Regions from separate parts of the Homo sapiens genome. Here all the other regions are linked to region 1. Evidence: chromatin contacts called from ENCODE Hi-C or POLR2A ChIA-PET data. All regions are on one chromosome and are shown on one strand. Each heading gives the region's core, a stretch centred on a gene start or an enhancer-like site at or near the end of the contact. The rest is flanking DNA. Distances are from core to core; before and after follow the strand shown. Region 1 holds the start of LINC02915 (long intergenic non-protein coding RNA 2915). Region 2 overlaps LOC105370777 (a long non-coding RNA gene). Region 3 overlaps LOC105370777 (a long non-coding RNA gene).

Region 1 (4,421 bases), core at 903-3,402:
GTCCTGTGACCTTGTAGTTCTCTGTCTCTTTTCCCTTCAGCCCGAAAGAATATTTCTCTAAATTCTCAAGTCAACGCATTTGAGAACAGCCTTTCAAAAGATACTTGTAGGAATAACAGAAGGTAGTTCAGGACCCAGTCAAAAGGACTATCTGGCTTTATTTACAATAATTTTAATGCCTCTGTCCTAACTCCTCCAAAGTTATTAATATTTTGTCTGTAGATGGTGGTTGCCAGGAAAGAGAATCTTGCAAAGTCAAGGGCATGACAAAGCTGAGAAATAGAGAAGGCTAGCCTAAGACTTTGGGAAGAGAAAGGTGAAGGAAAAAAATAGTAGGAATCAGACTATGGAACAAGAAGAACGGGACAAAGTTTCAAGTCCAAAGTGAGCAGGTAAGACAAAAATAACTGAACTTAAATGACAGAGTAGTCTTCAGGGAAAAAAAGAGAGAGAGAGAAGAGACTAGAGAACACATTTGCTTCAAGTGCTTGAGGAAAGCACACCTCCAGTGTGTAGAGGAATCACAGGAGGAGATTTTGCATATGGTGTCCAAACTCCCTTCCCAAGAATTTATGTTTCCTGAAGAACACTGCCAACTTCCCCCCTCCATCTTAAAATGGTAAGAAAGAGAGTTAAAGAGAAGGTAAGGGAAACAAATAAATAATTACGATAATCCAGTTATATTAGATATGTGTGCATTTTAAAATAACTTCAACAACCATATGAAATTGTGGCTCTTGTTCCTGTTTTTTTTACAGATGAGAAAATTGTAGCTTATGGAGTTTAAATAATTTGCTCACAGTCACAGAATTAGCGCTAGAATTTAAAATCAAGTGGTATGACTAAAAAACCATGAGAAAATTCATTCCTTCTTTTACAAAACAAGTCACTCTCTACTGACAATCAAACCCAAGTCCTCTAGATTCTCCATAATATTATTTACATCTATCCTCTTCTATCCAGCCCTACTGTCCCTCCCTCATAGCTTACTAAGTTTTCCCCAAAAGCCTCCTGACCTCCCTTCTCTGTGTCCCCCCATTCTTTTCCTTTCTTCTTTCCTTTTCCTTCCTCTCTCAACATGTATCTCATCAATTCCAACCTGCTTAAAACCCTTCAGTGACTTCCCACTGACCTAAGATTAAGTCATTGCTCTCAAATATGGCACTGCTTACCCATTGTTCTGCATATTATATTCTCTCTCCATCACTTTCTATGTTCCAACCACATTGGACTTCTTTAATATCCTCAAAACTACAAGTCGTATACCAGGGAAGGGCTTTTACACAGGCTGTTTATTCACTGTGGAACACTCCCTCCTCCTCTTCTCTTAGCTCAGCCATTCGCAAACTTTTGGGGCTCGGCCCCTTTGTGCTCTCAAATCTTCTGAAGAACCCCAAAGACCTTTTCATTTTAAAAAAGGTAGATTATATCATTATATCATGTTGCAAATTAGAACCAATTCTTTTTTAAATATTTAATTCATTTTAAAACAACATAGTAAACTGATTATACCTTAACATAAATAACATTTTATGAAAACATAGCCACGTTTTCCAAAACCAAAAATACATGAGTGAGACTAGTAGTGCTGTTATGCATTTTTTGCAAATCTTACCAATATCTGGCTTACTAAAGGATAAATGGATTCTCATGTCTGCTTCTGCATTCAATCTGTTGTGAAATCTATGTTATGCAGCTTCTGTAAAACTCCATTGTACACTTGTAATGCAATAAGAATGAAAAGGCAAATGACTTCTTAGTATTATAGGAAAACAGTCTTAACTCCTCCCTAAAAGTGTCTTAGGCAGAGACATCCAGGAAACCCAAGGTATACATTAGGAACTCTTAATTATCCTTAATATCTTGTCTTAAAGTTAAAATTTGCAAAGATGTCTTTCCTGACCTCAAAGAATAGGTCTGAGTCCTCTTGTTATATGTTTCTATAACATTCTTACCTCTCTGTCAAAACACTCACCGTACCTATAATTTATTCAATAATTTGCATAAGGACAGGGACCATACCAACTTTGTTCATAGTGAGTCTCCAGTGCTCAGCACACAGCAAGGACTCAGAAAATCTTTGTGGGAGGAAGCAGGAAATAGAAGGGGGAGAGCAAGGAAGTAAGGCCTCAGACTCAATGACACAGCTCCCTGACAATCGCTCCATTCCTTCAGCAGGATGTACACAGAGATATAACTTTCTACAGCATCCACTGCAGCTCTGGGCTCCATTTCCCTTTGAAATGGGATGGGAGAAAGGGGCAGGTAACAGACTGGAGTGAGGAGACTGAGGAGAAACTGTAGAGAATAATACTTAGGAGTACACGTGCTGGATTCTCTCATTAAGGTAATCATTCAATATTTACTAAGCAGCTACAATTTGCCAGGCATTCTTCTGGGCACTTGGGACACATCAGTGAACAAAATAGAGAAAAGTTTCTGGCCTCAAGCGATTTACAGGCAGACCTGAACTCAACCACACATCCCTCCACTTGAGTTGGCCTGGATTGTTTGTTTAATCTTCTTGTGCCTTATTTCTCTCATCAGTAAAATGTGAACAAGCCTTGAGAGTTTCCAGGTGAGAACTAAATGAAAGAATATCTTTAATGTACCCAATAGAATCAGGCACCTGGTAGGTGCCTAATAAATGGAAATCTTTCTGCTGGCAACTCTTATTCCAAAATTGATTTTTTTTTCATGTACAGAAACTATTCGATAGATTAGAATCCAGTCACTCACAGGATATCACTTGGGTAGTTGTCGGGGAGGGGGAGTGGTGTATTTAGGGTCTTCTCAGGATTCGGGGGGCTGGCTGCAGTGTCATTTTCCTATAGAGAAGCATCACCTCTGGCTTCCTCTCTTCTTCACAAGCCACCTGGATATGTTTACATTGAACTATGCAAGGTACTATTGTAGTCTTAAGCTATGCAGTATTTCAAAACAGACTTTCCTGAGGACTCTTACAAAAATAATTATGCCACGAGTGTCAGACTATTTGAAAGAAGATATTCATAGCCAACTGTTTGTAAGGGACCACCTCCTTACATGGGTTTATTGTGTATCATAGGGTTGCTGGGGTTTTCCAACTTCACCCTCTGAGTGTGGGTTGGCCTTTCTGAGAAAGCTACACTGCCTTTGAAGTAGGACTACCAGGAGAGAGGGGGGAAAAAAAAGTGTAGGGCTCTTTGACTTTTCATTTCCCTTTCTATCTACTTACTCTTTGTGCCTTCTCCAGTTAGTACCACACTAGAGAAGTGTTAGGTAGAGGAAGAGGAAGAAAGAAAAAAGGACAATCTTATCAGTTGATTTTGCTATGTGTTACCAGTCTGGTAAAAACATTTGAAGTTAGAAAGTATTCAAACATGAATAAAGTTTGGGAATTACTTGTATGGATTTAATTTCCTCAGAATACCCTCATTGTTCCTTCGCAGGAAATATTCATGAGTCAACTATCCAGAATCATAGTTATTATTCAAGCGGTGTGGGTTTAAAAGGAGATTTGATGCCATGGCAAACCTCACTGACTTAGACTGTTCTTCAAGTTAAAGAGCAGGATGATGTCTGAAGTGGCTGAAACACATATGGCTTCAGTGTGTCAAGAAGACCTGAAAGATCCCACATGGAAGTGAAATTCATTACTGGCAAGCACGGTGGCAGGAGACCCCAGAGGGCTGAGCCGCAAAGAATTTGCAGAGCCTTATGGCTAACTCCATGGCCTAGTTTGATCTTGAAGTTACTGTCTTGGATAATCCTCTCAAATCTGTTCCTGCACTTAAGAGCCACTCATCACATGACGGAGCTCCCTCTCAGGTTCCTTTACATCGCCCTGTCAGAAATGACTTTCAGGGAACAGACATCACATCAAATCATCCAACAGATGTCCCTTTCAAATAAGTTGGAGCAGAACCAACTATATGGAGAAGTCATAAACAAAGAAACAGACAACCCAGTGATTTCCAGCGGATTGACATTACTCTTTGCACAGAAACCTCAGTCTCCTGGGTGGAAGAACATGAGTTCAACAAAGCGTGTGTGCACTATATTGGCTGACTCTTGCCGTGCTCAGGCTCATGCTGCTGACAGGGGAGAGAGGGGACATTTTGGAGTCCAAATCTTGCATCATTTCATTGAAGTGTTCAATGTCATGGCTGTAAGAAGTAACCCATTTTAATAACTGGCATCAAAGGATTTAGGAGAGAGAAACCCAGTATCCAGACCCATTTCCGTCAGTGACACTCTCCTCGTATTGGGAGGATTGGCCAGAATCGTCTGATTCCTGTTTCTGATTTCCTTCCTCACTGGCATCAGAGTATTTCACTATAGGAAAACTAATATCTAACTGAGCTCCAAGTGCTAAATAACAGCATCTCATGTTCATTCCGGGTCACCAAGAGGTTCAGGGTGACCAAGTCACAAACTAT
Region 2 (4,421 bases), core at 867-3,366, 130 kb before region 1:
GGGTCAGCCATATACATCATGCTGCCACTAATGAGGAAAGAATCTCCCTCTCAGGAATAATTCTCTTGCGTCCAGACCCCAGAGAAGGCAAATACTTCATCCTCTCACTCCCATTTCAGAAATCATACTTTCTAACATACTGTCTGAGGAGGTACTTTATGAGGCTCCCAAACAATTTTTTTCGAGGGTGGTAAAGTTTGCAGAGAAATTGTATTCCAGGTGGGGCTCTTTGTAAGAGATGTGTACCTGGAGCTTAGTTTCATTTTATATACACATCATCCCGACTTCATCCTACTTACTACAATCTCAGTTTTTCAATTTCGTAAGAAACAGCCTACCATGGGAGAAAGAAAACTTAGAGTTTCAGGACCTGGGGGAGTTCTAGGCCTACCTCTTATTTGCTCTGTGTTTCTGGTGAAATTTCTTAAACTCTCAGGCCCATTCTCTATCTGCCTGTAACACTTTTACAGCCCCAGGTAAGTTCTGTGTGAAGTTTACACGTATATTCTTATGATTAGAGCCTCCCAAAGTGTGTGAGCTGGGGCAGTAGCATGTGGGAATATATGGTTGGAAAGATAAAGGGTGGCTACATAGATAGTCTGATTAAGATTAGCCTATTAAAGGAAAGCTCTACAAGATTAGGAAGGTATGCTTATGGCTTTAAACAGACCACTACTCAGGAAGCCACCAAATGGTATCAAATGTTGTACAGCATATTACTTGATCCTGGTCCCATCTAATGGGCAAAGAAGCTCAGAGGTTGGAGGAAAATGATTTAAGAAAGAAAGAACCGAGATTGTTATGTAAAGACATAGAGGCAGCTATGAAGTATGGGGGCCATTCTGCTGAGGAAATTTCAATGGAGTTATAACTCAGAGAGAGTCTTTCTTTTTACTCATACTTTATTCAATTAACAAGTATTTTTGAAGCACCCTTTGTATGTCTAGCACTGTTAGGTAGTGTGTAGGATATGGAGAGAATAAAAGATGTGGTCCTTTTCCCCCAAACTGATGAAATCTGGCTGCTGTTTTAAGATACCACATCCGTAACAATAAAGAAAAAAGCAATATATAATAAAGTGCATGTAGTAAATAAAACGAAAGGCACTAAGAAAGACATTTAATATAAAACAGTGTCTTCTTGGCCGGGCGCGGTGGCTCACGCCTGTAATCCCGGCACTTTGGGAGGCCGAGGCAGGTGGATCACAAGGTCAGGAGATCGAGACTATCCTGGCTAAGACGGTGAAACCCCGTATCTACTAAAAATACAAAAAAAAAAATTAGCTGGGCGTGGTGGCGGGTGCCTGTAGTCCCAGCTACTCAGGAGGCTGAGGTAGGAGAATGGCATGAACCCGGGAGGTGGAGCTTGCAGTGAGCCGAGATCACACCAGTGCACTCCAGCCTGGGCGACAGTGCGAGACTCCGTCAAAAAAAAAAAAAAAAAAAAAAAAAAAAAGTCTTCTTAATGGGCAGTGAAAAAAAGAGGATAACATAATAGTAGATAATGTTTATTGAACACTTACTGTGTAACAGGATCTTACATACACTACATTAAATCCTCATAATAATCTTAAGATGAAGAAAGTGAGGCAAAGGGAAGTTAGGTAACTTTACCAATGTCATACAGCTATTGAGTGGCAGAGACAGGAACAAAAATAATGAAGTCTAAAAAAGAGATCCATGTGGGCAGTCAAGAAACTTGAGATTTGCTGAAGATGGTGCTTGAGAGGTACCTGATGTTTAGTTTCATTCTACAGTCACATCATCTAGATTTAACAGAGTATAAGTTACTATAGGTCATCTTGTATTCCTTGAATCAGGTACTCGCTAGTCAGTGAATGGTTACTTGTCAAAAGGAAATGAGCTGAATAAAATGAGCTGGGGAGAGGTAGGGAGAGAAACATCGAAGTAATCACAGAAAGTGGAATGGCAGAAGTAGAAGTGGGAATAAGGATAACTCTGCCTTCATCCCCAGGGCAAGTCCTAGATTACATCCAGGAAGAAGTCCAGGGGCACAATTTAGCTTTGTGATACTACCTTGGAGATGGCAGAGCTGGAGCATGGACCAGGGCTCAATTCCCATAACTAAGACAGGAGCATGCTGATGTTTCATATTGACACTGTGAACAACAGACATCCTCTGACTTGGTGACTCGTCTTTGCTCTGCAAATACATATGCTACTGTAATTGCTAAAAAATTACTTTGGACTCGCAGTTCAAATGGCTAAGTAATGTGGCCTCAGGTTTTTCCCAGGAACTCTTGCCATGTTTAAACAAACCCCAAGAATGACTGGGTAACACCCTGAGAATTGGCACTCGGTGGTACGCCAACAGCTTGGCTATCCGGAACGCTTCTGTCTGACTGCTTTTCCAAATTCAGTGTCTCCCAATCCAACCACGAAATGGCTGAGAAAAATGCCTCCATCCATCTTTTCCAGGGCATTCACCTCTTCCACTTCCTCACATGACCCTTTCCTACTTCAGCTGCTTTAGTTGGACTGTTTTTCCTTCCTCACCCTCCCACTCACTTCACAGAGCCGGTTTTAGTTTCTATCTAGTGAACACCGCAGTGAAGGAAAGCCAACATTTTTTTCAATCAGGAGAGTGAAGAGTGGAACTAGCCATCAGGACAAACTTACTTCATCTAGCAAATGTTCATCTGCTATTTTAACATCTTAGTTAGATCATATGGCCGCGGCAGCCAAAGTCCACAGGGCAACAGGCTGTACTGATACAATTAGCCTATGTACCTTCCCATTCCTGGAAGTGCTTTTCCTTGATTATCCTTGAATATCAACAGTTCTTAATTTCCAAAGACAGGACATATAACCTAACTCCCAAATCCCACAAAGAGAAGAAAAACCTGGCTCCCATCCACTCCTATGTTCCCAGCAACAGTCCCATAGACTCTACTTCTTCACAGTTTCGCTGAACAGTTACACTGAACTTTTCCACCACTTATACACTTGGTTGGAGCCAACATGTGTTCCTCCCGTATCATGTTTTTAGTAATTAGAAAGTAATTCTCTGAAGCAGAGAATGCTCTGGTTTGCCAAGAACAAGCTCTGTTGATGACTTCTGAGTGCTGCAAAGGGTTTTGCTGTGGGCTCCATTACAAAAATAATCACTTCGCTGACTACAGAGTCAATTTACTCCCTCAACGTGGGCCACCATTTGCCTAGCATTCTCCTAAAAGAATTTCCCTTTGAAAACTGGAATTTTGTAAACAGTTCATAGTCAGATCCAAGTTAGCTAGAGGTAATGAAGGTCTTTATTACCACTTTTAAATATCAAATGTTGGAATCAATGAAGTAGAATGAGCTCATTATTACTCACCAGATGGTATGAGGAGTCATGAAAGATAATCAAACATTCTTTAGTTTGACAAACAGTGGGTTTCCCAGCCCCCTAAATAGTCTTTTCTCCATTCTAGATATTAGGGTAAGCATATGATTATTGTCAATGTATACAGGTAACCAGTGCTGGATTCACACAGAACTATGAAATCAGCAAAGCTGACCTTCACTGTGTCTCCCATCCTGAATGTATTTTCCAGCTTTATAGTTTCCCTTCAACTTTCATTTTGAGATGCCTTTATTCTAAGGCTTCTCTATAAAATATAGGAGAGTGTTAATGGCTGAAACATTATTTTTTTTTCAAATCTATTTTTATGGTATTCTTTTTTTAAATTTTATTATTATTATACTTTAAGTTTTAGGGTGCATGTGCACAATGTGCAAGTTTGTTACATATGTATACATGTGCCATGTTGGTGTGCTGCACCCATTAACGCGTCATTTAGCATTAGGTATATCTCCTGATGCTATCCCTCCCCTCTCCCCCTACCCCACAACAGTCCCCGGTGTGTGATGTTCCCCTTCCTGTGTCCATGGACTGACACATTATTGATGTTCATAGGAAAGTTGTTTTAGCCTGATGGGATTTTCTAAGATGCATGCGTGAAATTCTAGGCACCAGCCATCAGGGGGAGCAGTTGTGGTTTTGTGTGGTGGGTCTTCCTGGTCTTTGCGGAATCAGAATTTAGTCTTACAGTTTCCTGCAGGTGAATAACCTACTTTACCAAAATGTGGAGATGGCTCATTCATTACCTGAAGAAGAACAAGGATGCAACTACTGTTCTTTAATGCTAATATGGAGCATCACATTGTCATTTGTAGTTAGGAATGACTTTCCCTGATAATAATGTCTGTTAGGTTCTGGCAACATTCTTTCAGACCTGTAAGTCTTGGGTAATAGTCACTGGATAATATTCGTAGTTCTCTCCCGCAGTGAATAAGTGGTGAAGGTTAAATTATTCCAAAAATGGATGTGGGCAATATTTAAGAAATTCTGATTTTATGACTTATGTTGCCTTGAAATATAATATTTTAATCATATATTTATATAATTTTTACTTAAAA
Region 3 (4,421 bases), core at 934-3,433, 110 kb before region 1:
TTGTGTAGAGAGCGAAAGGAACATCGTCCCTGCCAGAAAAGCAATGTGCTAGGATAAATCTGTCCCAACTTTTTACAAATGTTAGTTGACTGACTATTGTTTCTACTGGTGTTAGTTGACTACAAATGTTAGTCAAATGAATATTGTTTCTCCTGGTTCTTTGTACATTCTTCCATTAAAGTATTTATCAAAATACCATTGGTTGTTTATACCTCTCTCTTTGAAGGACCACGTGTCTTTACTTATTTACTTTTAAGACAAGGTCTCACTCTGTTGCCCAGGCTGAAGTGCAGTAGTGCAATCGTGGCTCACTGCAGCCTCAAACTCCTGTGCTCAAGCAGTCCTTCCCACCTCAGCTTCCCAAGTAACTGGGACTACAGGTGTGTGTCATCATGCCCAGCTAATTTTTTTTTATTTTCTGTAGAGATGGGGGCCTCACTATGTTGCCAAGGCTGGTCTCAAATTCTGAGACTCAAGGGATCTTTCCACCTTGGCCTCCCAAAGTGCTGGATTATATGCATGAACCACCATGCCTGGCCAGAACCATGTGTGTTAATAATTTTTTTTAATGTCTAGCACACTCCCTCCAAAATGATTGCTAAGTGAATTAAAGGTGAAGAAAAAGAACTGTTTGATTAAATGTTCTACCTAAGCATAATAATCACTGATTTACAAGGTCAAGGTGTGAGTTTTTTCCTCACTCTTTTTTAATTCCTCAATTACAGGTATTCCCTTGTACCACTCAATGAGAAATGTTCTTTTGATTTGAGCAATGTAAAAGAGATCCTTCTGGTAAAGGAACTGTCCTGTATCTTGACTCAAGTGATAGAGACACAAACCTATGCATGTGATAGAATTACATAGGAGTAAATATACAAATGAGTATGAGTATAGGTAAGCTAGGGAAGTCTGAATATCTAGATAAGATCAATGGGTTGTGTCAATGCCAATATCCTGGTTGATATTTAATTGTGGTTTTGCACAGAACTTTTGCGAGTTGGGGCAAACTAGGTAAAGGGAATGTGGAAATTCTTTATATTATTTCTTACAATAGCTTGTGAGTCTACAATTGTCTCAAAACCATTAAAATAAAATGACAATTTATTTACTTACAAGAGGTTTCATAATGCCTTGGGATTGTGAGACAACTGAACATTAAGGGTGATTAATCAATGACACTGTTAACCCTTCAAAATCTCTTTTGGATATACAACTTGTACCCTAAAACTTAAAGTATAATTAAAAAAAAAAATCAAAAAAAAAAAAAAAAGATTTCCCAAAACCCAAAGTGACACAGAGAAAAAGATATGATAAAATGGCCCTTGGCTGGAATTTGCCTTGGAGCTACTTTCTGCTTTCTCTCCTCTAATATTTGCCACAGTGGCGTTGTTGCATACCATGAGGAAAATTGGATAGCAGGACATTCAAACATATTTCTGCATTCATTTTTTATAAGGCTATAGAGATATTACTGAAGTTTCCTTTTGTCTTTTGTCAACTAATAAGAAATATGTTTCCAAATCAGATGCTAAAATTCCAGGAAAATGTTTGATTCATGGTGGTGTTGGTTCATTTCCCTGTATAGTAATAATAATGTAATAGTAATAGTACTAATACTTGTTGTTTGTGTGGTTAATGTTGTCACTGTACTAGGGGCTTTCCACAGTCCAGAACCTGGTCAAAGCATTTGCTATTCAAATAAACTATTTTCCTGTGAATTGTCTTCAGTACCATGGAAACGCTATTACAGCCCCTCTAAACTGGGAATGGCTGGCATAGGAGCAGCCCCAGGAGGGTAAGGTCAGGACCACGCAGATGTGACTGCTGCTCTGCTCGCCCTGCAGTGATAAGAGCACAGCTGTGGGAAAGCCAGAGCATCTGTTGTGAGTCACCAAGTGCAAACAGGATGATAACAGAGTTAGGATCAGAAAACAACATACCTTCTGAGACACAGAAGGCAGCACACCACAGAACACTGGCTCCTTTCTACAGAAAAAGGAAACCAAGCAATGTTCCTTCAGCAAGTTGGCCTGTGCTCATGTGTCTGTTTCCTTCTGTTGGGTCTAGTTGGTCCCTATCAAAACAGAACCCCTTTCCTCTGAATTTGAGCTGACTTGAAGATAGGCTGGATGCCACTTACAGCATCTGTGGGGACTCCAGAAAGAGACTCCCTTCCTTTCCCTATAGCACTCCATATATGGCTATGGCATCCAGCCTTAAGGGATTGTGGTTAAGAGCAGATGCTGGCTTTCCTGGAATGGACACTGGCCATCGTTACTCATGAATCAAGCCTTCCTCTCTTAAGGGTGCTGGTCTTTTCTATATATAGATTGTTTAACTGGGGCTACATTTATCCCCTAGAAAAGGAGAGTTGCATATATAACAGTACGGATTTTTCCTGAATTGACCCCTAACTTACTAAGCTTCGGAACAAGCAATCTATTTTTCATGACTTAATTTTATAAAATTTACACATATATACATACACACACACATACGTGTTTTCACATATAACTCCATATATTTTAATACTATTTTTTCCTTCCCCACTACATTCCTACAAACATTTTTCTCCTTTTTTCAACTTAATTCGATGACATATCCCACTGGCTTCTCTTTATGTCCCTTCTTCTGTATCATTCACACCTGTTCATCCTCTGCCTTATGTATTACTACATTCAAACTTCTTACTAACACATTGTATAATACTTTTAGTCACATTTGCTTGCACACCTTCACTCTCACCCAACTTCTCTTTCACACATACACACACACACACACACACACATCACACATCACACATACACACTCACATGTACTCTCCAGATCCCAGTCTGCTCTTGGTTCCTCGAGCTGGCCTTGACAGTCTCCAGCTAGTGTAGCCACTGATTTTTTGCTACCAATAGCCACAAGCATAAAACAAAAATGGGCTGGGGCTAGATGGAACTAGGCAGTCGTGGGGCAAGCTGGCAGAACACTGAGGGGAAAGATGGTTCTAAAACCTCTCCAGCTGGGGCTGAGAAGTGCTGGCGCAGCAGGAGAGAGTGGGAAAGCCTGTCTAAGGTCAGCAGCCTGACCTGGCAATCAGGACACTGAAAGCCACAGACAAGGTGTGGGTGGGTGGGCAGAGCGGGGGGTGCACAGGGGTATTGGAATTGAAAAGAAGCTGAAGTAAGAAAAGTTAGAAATGATCATGAATTGATTACTTATTACCAGTTAGGCACTGGGCTCTACATTTTCAGATATTTACTGTTTACTTTTTACTGCAAACATGTGAAGGAGATGATCATTATTTTGCAGATGAAGTTCAAAGAGTGTAATATTTAACCAGCTCTGTATAGAGAAAGTAGAGGATTCGGGTGCACTCCTGAAGCAGTGATTTGAATATATTTGTTTTCATTTGGGATACTCTTGCTCTCATTCACATGTTATGGGCTGGCTATGGTGAGAAAAGAGAAGCTCTGGGTGTTGGCATTAGGAGATGGTGTTCAGCTTCAGGAGAAGCTGCCCAGGCCTCTGAAGAACAGACACTGGAAACCAGAGGCAGAGCAAATACCCCTACTTCTTAAGCAAGGATTGCTGGTTTTTGCCCTGCCTTTCGCATACATACTTCCCAAAGGGCAAAGCACTGCTTTAAAAAACAAATAAACGAAAACAAAAGACTTTGAGACAAGGTTTTATTCTATGCTTAGTCCTGACTTCTAGAGGTTGCCATGACCCAGCGGTTGGAATTGGGATGTGCGGAGTGGCACTGAGATGGTAATATGAAGGAAAGGGTGGATTAATGTCTAAGTTCCTGTGGTAAAGATACAAACACCACATTGAAGCTATCATTAGCAAAACTCCAACTCAATCGGTAGAAACTTACAATTTGCCCATATGATGTCAAATAATTGACTCAAATTGTTATACACTTAAATCTACCAATGAAAACCATTGTTCTTGTATCAAAAATAACTCTGCGGACTGGGTGGGGTGGCCCACACCTGTAATCCCAGCTCTTTGGGAGGCTGAGGTGGGAAGAGCATCTGAGCCCAGGAGTTCAAGACCAACCTGGGAGACAAAGCAAGACCCCCCCCATCTCTACAAATAAAAAGTTAGCTGGCATGATGGCATGTACCTGTGTCCTAGCTACTTGGGAAGCTGAGGCAGGAGAGTTTCCGGAACCCAGGAATTCAAGGATGCAGTGAGCTATGATGGTACCACTGCACTCCAGGTTGGGCAAAAGAGTGAGACCTTGTCTACAAACAAACAAACAAATGAAATCTCCATGATTCAGAAGTGATATGGTTTGGATCTGTGTTCCCACCCAACTCTCATGTAATTGTAATTCTCAGCATTGAAGATGGGACCTGGTGGGAGGTGACTAAATCATGGGGGAGATTTCTCATGGTTTAACACCAGACCTCTTGGTACTGTTG

The links. Hi-C counts contacts between places; a loop is a spot of excess contacts on that map. ChIA-PET counts read pairs that join two places held with the same protein, here RNA polymerase II (POLR2A). Pooled maps may share reads with other maps.
Region 2: a loop to region 1 is called in a pooled map, with 3 times the contacts of the local background. The contact joins the enhancer-like site here to the promoter of LINC02915 in region 1. A Hi-C loop is called at or near these places in 1 of 168 maps with a recorded cell type or tissue (endothelial cell of umbilical vein) and 3 of 50 pooled maps. POLR2A ChIA-PET finds 5 or more read pairs at or near these places in 1 of 52 experiments (BJ).
Region 3: a map of endothelial cell of umbilical vein shows a loop between it and region 1 (8-fold over the local background). The contact joins the enhancer-like site here to the promoter of LINC02915 in region 1. A Hi-C loop is called at or near these places in 1 of 168 maps with a recorded cell type or tissue (endothelial cell of umbilical vein) and 2 of 50 pooled maps. POLR2A ChIA-PET finds 5 or more read pairs at or near these places in 2 of 52 experiments (BJ and endothelial cell of umbilical vein).

Annotation. Positions count from the first base shown.
Region 1 is chr15:39,248,517-39,252,937 of GRCh38, forward strand. It overlaps LINC02915 (long intergenic non-protein coding RNA 2915), which reads left to right and starts at 2,153. Exons shown (of 2, transcript NR_144508.1): 1 at 2,153-2,347; 2 at 3,543-4,421. The region is part of intron 1 of LOC105370777 (a long non-coding RNA gene); the gene reads right to left.
Region 2 is chr15:39,122,113-39,126,533 of GRCh38, forward strand. All of the region lies in intron 1 of LOC105370777 (a long non-coding RNA gene), which reads right to left. Among named protein-coding and RNA genes, the nearest start is that of LINC02915, 130 kb to the right of the region's middle. Within about 2 kb of position 2,117, at least 5 of the 41 ENCODE cell types and tissues checked have a DNase peak (open chromatin) inside an H3K27ac peak, as active enhancers do; they include endothelial cell of umbilical vein, where a contact is called at or near this core.
Region 3 is chr15:39,138,273-39,142,693 of GRCh38, forward strand. The region is part of intron 1 of LOC105370777 (a long non-coding RNA gene); the gene reads right to left. Among named protein-coding and RNA genes, the nearest start is that of LINC02915, 110 kb to the right of the region's middle. Within about 2 kb of position 2,184, at least 7 of the 41 ENCODE cell types and tissues checked have a DNase peak (open chromatin) inside an H3K27ac peak, as active enhancers do; they include endothelial cell of umbilical vein, where a contact is called at or near this core.